2 separate regions of the Homo sapiens genome follow, and region 1 is linked to region 2. Evidence: chromatin contacts called from ENCODE Hi-C or POLR2A ChIA-PET data. All regions are on one chromosome and are shown on one strand. The core of a region is the stretch at or near the end of the contact, and the rest is flanking DNA. Distances in the headings are between cores, read along the strand shown.

Region 1 (4,933 bases), core at 139-2,638, 50 kb before region 2:
GTATATTTCCTTCTTTCAGCATACTGTCATCCCAATGTGCTCTCTACAAATTGGCTTTGTTGGTAGTGCTTATATTGGTAATTATCAAAACTTTTATTTCTAGCAACAGGAAGCAGAAATCCATGGTCACAACTCCCAACCACGTTTTCTAAACTCTTGTCTTTAAAGGGGGACCAAAATAATGAAACTTCTCAATTTGTCCTGTAGGGGCCATTTTAATCATGGAATATCTCTTTTGAGCACTACAGCCCTGATCTTTCAAAGCTGCAATAGATCAGAAATTCTGGAAGGCAAAGAAGTTTGATGTGTCAATGTACGCAGCCAACAGGTCAGTGCCAGGATCTCTACACATGTGTTTAGTGATTTATCATTATAATAAATCAGTTAGGACTCTGTTACTTACTTTAAAATAAATTTATTGGATTTGTAAAAATAAGGAATAAATTTATATGAAAAGAATAAGGGAATATTCAGTGAAAACAAAAACAAAAAGCTCCTTTTCAACTTTGTCTCATCTGGTAAGTCCTCATGCCTGCTTCCCAAATATGTAACCACTCATTATTTTCTTCCATGTCCTTCCAGAGATTGACATATATTTGAATAAACATTTTCTGTCCCCTTCCTTTTATACAAGTGGTAGCACAAAATTAATTGATTCACCAAACAACATATATCAGAGTATTCCACCATGTGGTTGTACCATACTTCATTTAACCAGTCTCTCTTGATGGACATTTAGGCTCATTTATATCTTTTATTGTTATAAACAATACTATAATGAATAGCCTCATATATTTAGCATTTTTCACATGTATAAGTATATTTGTGGAATAAATTTCTAGAAGTAGAATTCCTGGGTTTAGTCCATGAATTTTTTATTTTAATAAATATTCCCACATTGCCCTTCATAAACATTGCAAACAGCTTATATTTCATCGACAGTGTATGAGCGTACCCACTTTCTCACAGCTTGGCCAACATAGCCTGTTATTGAACATTTAGATCTTTTCAAATCAGATAGGTGAAAATGGCATCTCTTTTCATTTTAATTTGTTTCTCTTGTTTTGAGCAAGCTCGAGCAACTTTTCATAAGTTGATAAGAGACAATTGAAAAAGTCAGAGGACTTTTACAATTGCAAGTGTCTGAAAACCAAACACTATCGGGCTTAAAGAAAAACTGGTGATTTTTTAATAAGTTTATGTAGATATTTTAAGAACACTTAGCTTCCAGATTTCTGGGGCCTTGCCTCTAGGTCATGAAAATCTCCAGAAAGCAACTATGGTCAGTCTCTCCCTCTGCCCCTGTGCTAAGGGACAGTGATACCTTCTTGGTCCGGGGGCTGTTGTTTTCCCTCCCAGATGCTGACTCATGACCATGTGTGATTCTGGGGCAAGCAGCTCATATGGAGGTGTGGGGATGATCTACTTACAAGACTAATTCCTCTTAGAATAGACTTTTTTTAATTTAACTTTTATTTTAAGTTCAGGAGTACATATGCAGGTCTGCCATACAGGCAGACTTGTGCCATGGGGGTCCGCTGCACAGACCACTTTGTCACCCAGGTGTCAAGCCCAATACCCAGTAGCTATCTTTGCTGATCCTCTCCCTACTCCCACACTCCACCTCCCAACAGGCCCCAGGGTGTGTTGCTTCCTTCTGTGTGTCCATGTGTTCTCATCATGTAGCTCCCACTTATAAGTGAGAACATGCAGTATTTGCTTTTCTATTCCTGCGTTAGGATAGATTTTTCTATCCATTTGGTTGTCGTTCCTCAACCTATAGTGCAAACTCCTCACAGAGTTAATAAATTCAGGCCTGGTTCCGGTTCAAGATGGTTGCCATAGTCACCTTGTCACCCTCAAGAGGGAGTGTTTTTCTCCTTCTACGTGAACCCAGTGGAAGCAGGGTCTTCACTGAAATTTCTTTGCCCTCTCTGCTCTATTCCCTAAAATCTGGTCTTTATTTTTTCCTTTTCAGTCAACATTTCTGCAACACTCATCTCTCCCTCTTCCACCCTTCATAGTCTTGTATTCCTTTTTAACATTACCACAACATACATTTGTCTTCATGCACCTGTTATTGAACGGACACAACCTTGTCCATTCATTTGCTTTACTGACCTAGCTTTTATAGGCACCTGTCTCTGAGACCTACAGTTACTCTCCTGCATAATTTGAAGAAAGGAAGCACAAGGAAAGCCATACTTTCAAATTCCAAATTTAAATCGGGAGAAGAAAAAACGTTCCAGAGTTTAATGCTTTGCCCACATGATGCCAAACTAACTATTCAAGAAGAAAATTGCTGTCCTTCCAATAAATTCAGTTTTTTTATTAAATTGGTTTAATTGACCAAATGTTTTGCTTTTAGATGAACATAGCTTCAGCCTGCTGTTTTGTGAGCTTGTTAGAGGCCATAGGTTGATTGGAAAAGCCAGGAAATCCCAATGATAACCTAGGAAACATTTCAAAGTATCAGAGGCATCTACTGTAAATGTCGTCTTTATTATAGCCTCTTCACAAAGCATCTGTGTGTATAACATATTAATGTGGAAAGAACAAGAGCTTTGGAGCCAGCCAACCTACATCAAACTTAGCCTCAGTCTCATCTTTTTGCTTTGATGCTTAGAAAATTATTAAACCTCTCTGAGCTTATCGATATACAATAAAATAATTAAGGATCTATTTCCCAATCACCAAACATTTAATCTACCATGATGTAAGCCCCATGATATTTGAAACATAGTAGGTAGCCAGTAATATGTGTTGTAGTGCCAACTATACCCCCAGACATTGTGTAAATGCCTATGTATACAAGTGGTGATCAAGACAGAGTTCCCTACACACAGGGAAGGTTTAAAACTATTTGGTGAACTGGACGAAAAGGCAGGACATTTCAGTGTAGTTATGGGTGGGTACATGGAGGAACACATGAATTTGGGAAACTACACACAGTTCCCTATACCTATACAGTAGCATGGTGTGGAGAGGAATGGTGAGCCATGAGTTTGAGGAGATAAGACAGGGAAATGTCAGGCAGCATCTGGTGGTCAGGCAAAGGCCTTTGGCTTCTATCCCAAAGCAAAGGGGGAACCCCTGAAGGATCTGAGACAAAGAAGTGACATAACTGGATGCATGTTCTTAAATGTTCAGTCCAGCTGCAGTGTGGAGGAAGAATAGGGAGGAAGCAGGACTCTGGAGAAACTTGTACAGGCAAGAAATAATGGTAGTCTCAACCAGGAAATGGCAATGGAGATGAAAAGAAGTGAATAAATGTGAGAGATATTAAAATGTTGAAACTGAGTGTAATGATTGATTAGACAGGGAGACTTAAAGGAATTGGAGAGGAATCTGAAATTTCTAGCTCTTACAACTATGTGGATAGTAGTACTATTCTAATAAACACAGAAGATGAACAAGAATTTTTTAGATGAGTGGGAAGAAATAATGAAAAATATAGTACATATGATCATCATGAGATATTAATGACATATCTATTGGAGTTGTCCAATTGGTTGTTACGTATATGGGTCATACTTAACAGAGAGAGCTGAGAGATATTAGTTTGAAAATCATCGGCATGTAAATGCTAACTGAAACCAGAAGTAGATGAGATTGGTCAAGGTGAATGTGCAGAGCAGGAAATAAGAGTCTAGACTCTGCAATGGTCTTCCACCAAGCAATCCTTAAGGCTATTATTGTGAACCCTGGTTGGATGCTAGAATCACGGGGAGCTTTTCAAGAATAGTCATGCCAGGACCCCATCACAAACTAATGACATCAGAACTCTGGGATTGAGACCCAGGCATCAGTATTTTTTCCAAAGCTCCCAGGTGATCATGGTTAAGCTCTGACTTAAGGAGTAAAGACAAAAGAGAGTTTGGATAAAAATCCAGGTAATGGCTGGGTACAATGGCTCACGCCTGTAATCACAGCACTTTGGGAGGCTGAGGTGGGTGGATCACTTGAGGTCAGAAGTTCGAGACCAGCCTGGAACCAACATCGTGAAACCTCATCTCTACTCAAAATACCAAAATTAGCCAGGTGTGATGGCAGGCACCTGTAATCCTAGCTACTCAGGAGGCTGAGACAGAAGAATCCCTTGAACCTGGGAGGCGGAGGTTGCAGTGAGCCGAGATCATGCCACTACACTCCAGCCTGGGCAACAGAGCAAGACTCCATCTCAAAAAAAAAAAAAAAAAAAAAAAAATATATATATATATATATATATATATCTCCAGGTAATGTGGTGTCATGGAAGTCCAAAGGAAACAGTGTTTGAAACAAAAGGAGTTGTCAATGGTTTTATGTGCCTTGAGGAGTGGCAAAAAATACCACTGATAACTTGAACAGTATTGGGAGTGGGGAAAGTGAAGGAGGATTGGCAGATTGCTATAGAATATTAGTTAGGATTTTGATACTAACAGCCTCTAAAAGCATTGCTTAAATAAGACAGAAATATATTTCTCATTCAAGTCCTAGAAGCCTAGGGATGTCGGTTCAGTCTGGAATGGCATTCCATTGTTTCTATTACCTAAAGTTTTCCATCTTGTTCCCATGTCATGTGTGGCTTCCATTCCAAATTTAATTTATGGTCCATGTTGGCTGGTGGCATTTGAGCATTTCATCCACATTGCACCAGAAGAAAAGAGGTAAGAAACAAGAAGGTTATACTCTCTCCATTTAAGATAATTTCTCAGAAGATACACATATCATTTCCATTAGCATCCCAACAATCAGAACCTAGAAACATGGGCACACAGAACTGGAAGGGAAGCTAGAAAATGATATTTACTCAAGTGCCTTTACAGTCTTTAGCGTCTTTACAGTCAGGTGCCTGGCTAAATGCTAGGGTATTATTACCATGAAAAAGAGGAAGACTTGATAGGGGACAACAGCTAATGATCTCTTTTAAAAGTGTGTTGAGAAATAAAGG
Region 2 (4,922 bases), core at 1,172-3,671:
TTGAAATGTGGTTAGCTTTGTACCACTTGCCTTTCTCAGTGTTGGAAGGTCAATATATTAGTTTGCTAGGATTTCAGTAACAAAGTACCGCATACTGGCTGGCTTAAACAACAGGAATTTACTGCCCCACAGTCCTAGAGTCTAGAAGTCCAGAATGAAAGTATTGGCTGGGTTGTTTCTCTCCTTGGCTTGTAAATGGCTGTCTTCATGTTTCCATGGCCTTCTCCCTGTATCTTTGCATAGTCTCCACTTTGTCTTCTAATTTCTCTTTTTCTAAATAGAGATACCTAATGTCATATTACATTAGGGCCAACCCTAATGACTTCATTTCCACTTGGTTACCTCTGTAAAGACTGTATCTCTGAATAAGATCATTTTCTGAAGTACTGGGGAATGGGGTTGCTGGGGGAGTTAGGACTTCAGCACATGGGTTTTGGGGGATGCAATTCAGCCCATAACAGATCCTCAGAATGAACAAGAGAAGCTCTTTCTAACTGAACACAAAGCCCTGGAAATTCTGATATAAGCTTCACACATTTCTCACAAATGGACTGGTGTCCATCTTTCTTCCCCTCTCTGTCCACTTCTTAAAGGAGTGACATGTCTTGAGAAGCCACTGATACTGATTAGAATTTGTGATACCTCTCAGAGGGTATTGGGACAAAGTCAGGAGCACTGGTCTTGGGTAATGTTTTAATAACTTAGATAATAAATATTTCACATAGTAGTCAAATGAGCTTTTTTTCCTCCATATATCAACTACATGTGGATGAACAGCTGAAAACAACATTCCTTTTATGGCTTAAGAGACAAAATGTAGAAAATGTAAGTGCAGTGGCCATGGGATGAATTTCTTTTTGTAAAATGGCATTCTCTGAAGTTTCAATTTCATATGAATAATTCCCAGAGTTCTAAATGTTGTTTATTTGATATGGAGAAACCAGCCATGAATTCTGGCTTATTTGCAATCTAAAAGGATTTAAGGAAAGTGGTCTTCCCTGCTCTAAGTCTCAAGACTTCACCATGTTCTAGAATAAGGTCAAACAGAAGCCATAAATTAAGCTTTCTATGGGTTATATGGACCCAGGCTCAAATGTTGATGTTAAATTGAGACCATTTCACAGAGATTCTTGTGTGCATATTAAATGACTTGGATTTAAGCAATTTTCTTATTTAGTAGTATTGGGACCTTTTATAAATAACTCAGATATTGAAGGGTGCCTATATGCCTGTGTTCATCTATGCTCTTTCCATATCAGCCAAGTGAGAACCTAGATCCAGAATTCAACTCTTTTCCAGATTTCCATGAGAATTCCAACAACTACAAGTATATATTTGGAGTTTGTACACACACTGAGGCTTCAGGAATTACCAGGAGCCCAGAGCATGATATTCTGCCAAGTCTCTAAGCCTCTTTTCTCCTACGTTCTTTTCTTGCTTCTTCCTTTCTGTGTTGTCTCCACCCTACCCACCTATCAAAGCCACTTTATCTCCTCAGCGGTAATGTCAATTTCTCTTCTTACCTCATGCATAACATAAATTACAGCATATCAAATTATTTCCTCAAGTGAATGCAGTGCTTTTCTTAAGAACAATCAGGAGAATAAACTTTTCTCTATTCCATTACGCACGTAGCTACAGATAACTTGTCTAAAGAATATAGTTAAAATCCTCTGATAAGATGGACTTGGATATAACATAATTACGAATGACTTTCATCTTCTGATCAACCCCATTCTCAGCCGAAGAAAACTAAAGTTTATTTGGGTGGGAGGAAAAGAAGGCGAAGCCAGAAGAGGAAATGGCAAACAATCTCAAACCATCTTGGGAAGCAGGGAGATAGAAATGGATGTTTGAATCCTGAATATTCCCCCTGGCTCCATCTGGTCAACTGACTGGGAGAGACAAGACATGTCCAACCTCAGCAGAACCTGGGCAGATGTGGATGGCACACTTGGACCCAGGAACTTTCTGCATTCATCATGTAACAAAGTGACTCCATGTCTTACATAGCTGAATTTTTAGGCCTAATTTATTATGTTATGGTGGGGTTGTATGTCAATATGGAATTATTTGTGAGACACTTTACTATGCCATCTTATTGTATTCCCAAAATAACTACCAACTTAACAGTAAAAAAAGAAAGAAAGAAAAACAGATAACTCTGAACAAAGTGAGAGACTCAACAAATGAGTAATAAGAGTCAGGACTCCTAGCAGTTTTTCTGATGGCAACTACACTAATTTTTCCTGGACAACATGCTTCATTCACCATAAGACCTCATCAAGACTGGATAACAGAAACTTATTTTCTCTCCAAAACACTTATTTGGACTGGTACTCACTTAGTTATCTCATGTTTCATCTGGCCTGCGTCCACATGTTTTAGAAAGGATGTGGTTCTATGCCTGAATATTGGTGGCCCTCCAATTGCAAACTGGGTCTGAACCAGGCCAAAACATCTTGGCAGTTTGGTGAATTCAAAAGCAAGGAGTCATTTCAGTTAAATAAATAGGATGAGTAATTTTATCTCATTCCCACTCATCCCCCCCAGTGAAATTTTGTATCTCCACTGGGATAAAAAAAATTGAAAAGTTTAAAGTGGGAACAAACTGGCTTTATAGTGATGCACTGGCTAAGATGTCTAGTAATAATAGAAGAATAACAATAGCAAAAGCTTCCATTTACTAATGTTCACTATATTCCAGGCACTGCGGTAAGCACATAAAATTTGATCTTTGTTAGAAACAATTTTATAAATCAATTTTTGTCTTTTTTAATGAATGAAGAATTTTGCCATGATGATAAAGTAGCTAACTTTAAAACTCTAGGCTTTGATCACTACTACTTGTTTGAATGTAAACAATTATGACTGAAACTCCCAGTAGTGCTGTCAAATGGAAGAACAAGAACCGGAAGAAATGACCACGATATTTGATTTAGCATTTTCTTTTTAAATACACATTGCAGCAGGGCGCGGTGGCTCACGCCTGTAATCCCAGCACTTTGGGAGGCCGAGGTGGGTGGATCACTTGAGATCAGGATTTCGAGACCAGGCTGGCCAACATAGTGAAACCCCATCTCTATTAAAAATACAAAAATTAGCCGGGCGTAGTGGCATGCACCTGTAGTCCCAGCTAGTCAGGAGGCTGAGATAGGAGAATTGCTTGAACCCAGGAGGCAGAGGGTGCAGTGAGCTGAGATTGCACCACTGCACTCCAGCCTGGGACAGAGTGAAACTCTGTCTCAAAAAAAAAGAAAAAAAAAAAAAAATATATATATATATAAAATATGCGCGCGCGCACACGCGCGCACACACACACACACACACACACACTGCAACATTTATTTTCTCCATTCACTTACCTTGTGGGTGTAAGTCAATGTTTGTGATCTAGTATTGTGAAATGGCTACTTCCCACATGACAGAAAATCCCCCTAGGCCTTACAGGAAACACCCTGTATATAGCCAGGGGCAGATTTCTCCATGCTAATCCAGGAGTGATTTGCCCATGTTTATGGCATAGCTTTGTCTCTACTCTCACAAGTAACTTCAACATGTCTTCTAGACAATCAAGGATATTGCAGCAGTTTCTGTTTTTAAAGTTCCTGCAGCAGTGTCCTTGGATGAAGACTTTTCTATTATTTAAGTTTAGAGCTGTGTCATCTTGTGGTATGATCCCAAGGGGAATTTGGGGACCAGAGCAAAAAGAGTGGGCATCAAAAAATAGATTGATTGTAAGTTGGCATTTTTCATGATACACAGTCTGGGTTTGAATCTCCTTTCTGCCTTTTATTACCTGCGTGACCTGAGATATTTTACTTGTTATTTTTCTCATCTTTAAAATGAAGATAAGAACAGTGTCTGTCTCACAGGGCTAGTGTGATGCAGCAGGGAGAGAAGACATGTAAATATGTTAGCACAGTACCTGGCCCACAACCAGAGTTGAATAAACACTAGTTATTATGATAGAAACTCCTCCCTCTGTCACGTCTTAGGAATATACAACTTTGACCAAGTCTCTTAACTGCTCTAATCTCTGATTCTTCTCTAATCTGTAAAAAGAAAGAAATAGATTAGTCTAGATGTCCTATAAAATCTTTTTCAGCTCTAATTTTCTACGAATCAAAATCATTCTGTTCTTTAACAGCAGAAACAGTTCTCACCAAATACTCTACATACTCTTCTACATTTTTCAGCATTGTAATTAGGTTGGAATTGCATAACTAGTTCTGGCCAATGGAAATGCGAGTGTGTATGACTTGCTACTGTGAGTCCAACGCAGTTATGAGCCAGTGTGAATTCACCACAATACTCTTCTCTCTCTCTCTCTCTCATTGGTGATATTGGAAGCAAAGAATTTTGAGATACTATTGTTGCAATGTAGAAGCAGCCTGCATCTCTGAGAAACCACTGGAGTAAATCTGTCTGGCCTTCATTCGACTGTAATAAGAGCAGGAAATAATTCTTTGTTGTGTTAAGCAAGTGAGATTTTGAAGTTGACTTGTCAAAGCAGCCAGCAGTTACTTCTCCTGACTTGTACAGTATTCAAGCTCCTCCATATTCCATACCTCAATTTTTTATGAAGGTCTTTTTTTAAAAAAAAACAAATGTTTTTTAAACATTTAACAAACAAATGTTTGTTCTTTGTTTTTTATTGATTCCTAGGGGATCTAGGAATCTAGGAATCTAGGAATCACTAGAAGGTAAAGAACCAAGGAGCACCAGTACTTGCATTTCAATAATTTGGTCTGCTGACTACAAACTTCCTGATTCCTAGGGGAATCACTAAAAAACAGGGGGTAGGGTGAAGAAAAGAAAACGTAAAGAAAGTTTAACATGTGGCCTGAGAGGCATGCATGCAAAACATGGAAGAAGCTAAGAAGCCAACCAGGGCATTGTTTTAGTGTAGCTCCAGGCTT

What was found. A loop is a pair of places that touch in the nucleus more often than their neighbours do. ChIA-PET counts read pairs that join two places held with the same protein, here RNA polymerase II (POLR2A). Pooled maps may share reads with other maps.
Region 1: a map of transverse colon shows a loop between it and region 2 (3-fold over the local background). The contact joins two enhancer-like sites. A Hi-C loop is called at or near these places in 11 of 168 maps with a recorded cell type or tissue (K562, Right ventricle myocardium inferior, heart left ventricle and 5 more) and 9 of 50 pooled maps. POLR2A ChIA-PET finds 5 or more read pairs at or near these places in 4 of 52 experiments (B cell, IMR-90, naive thymus-derived CD4-positive, alpha-beta T cell and 1 more).

What each region holds. Positions count from the first base shown.
Region 1 is chr7:95,679,539-95,684,471 of GRCh38, reverse strand. All of the region lies in intron 2 of LOC105375409 (a long non-coding RNA gene), which reads right to left. Among named protein-coding and RNA genes, the nearest start is that of PDK4-AS1, 85 kb to the right of the region's middle. Within about 2 kb of position 1,388, at least 2 of the 41 ENCODE cell types and tissues checked have a DNase peak (open chromatin) inside an H3K27ac peak, as active enhancers do.
Region 2 is chr7:95,630,255-95,635,176 of GRCh38, reverse strand. No RefSeq gene overlaps it. Among named protein-coding and RNA genes, the nearest start is that of PDK4-AS1, 36 kb to the right of the region's middle. RefSeq lists an enhancer at 2,908-4,922. Within about 2 kb of position 2,421, at least 4 of the 41 ENCODE cell types and tissues checked have a DNase peak (open chromatin) inside an H3K27ac peak, as active enhancers do.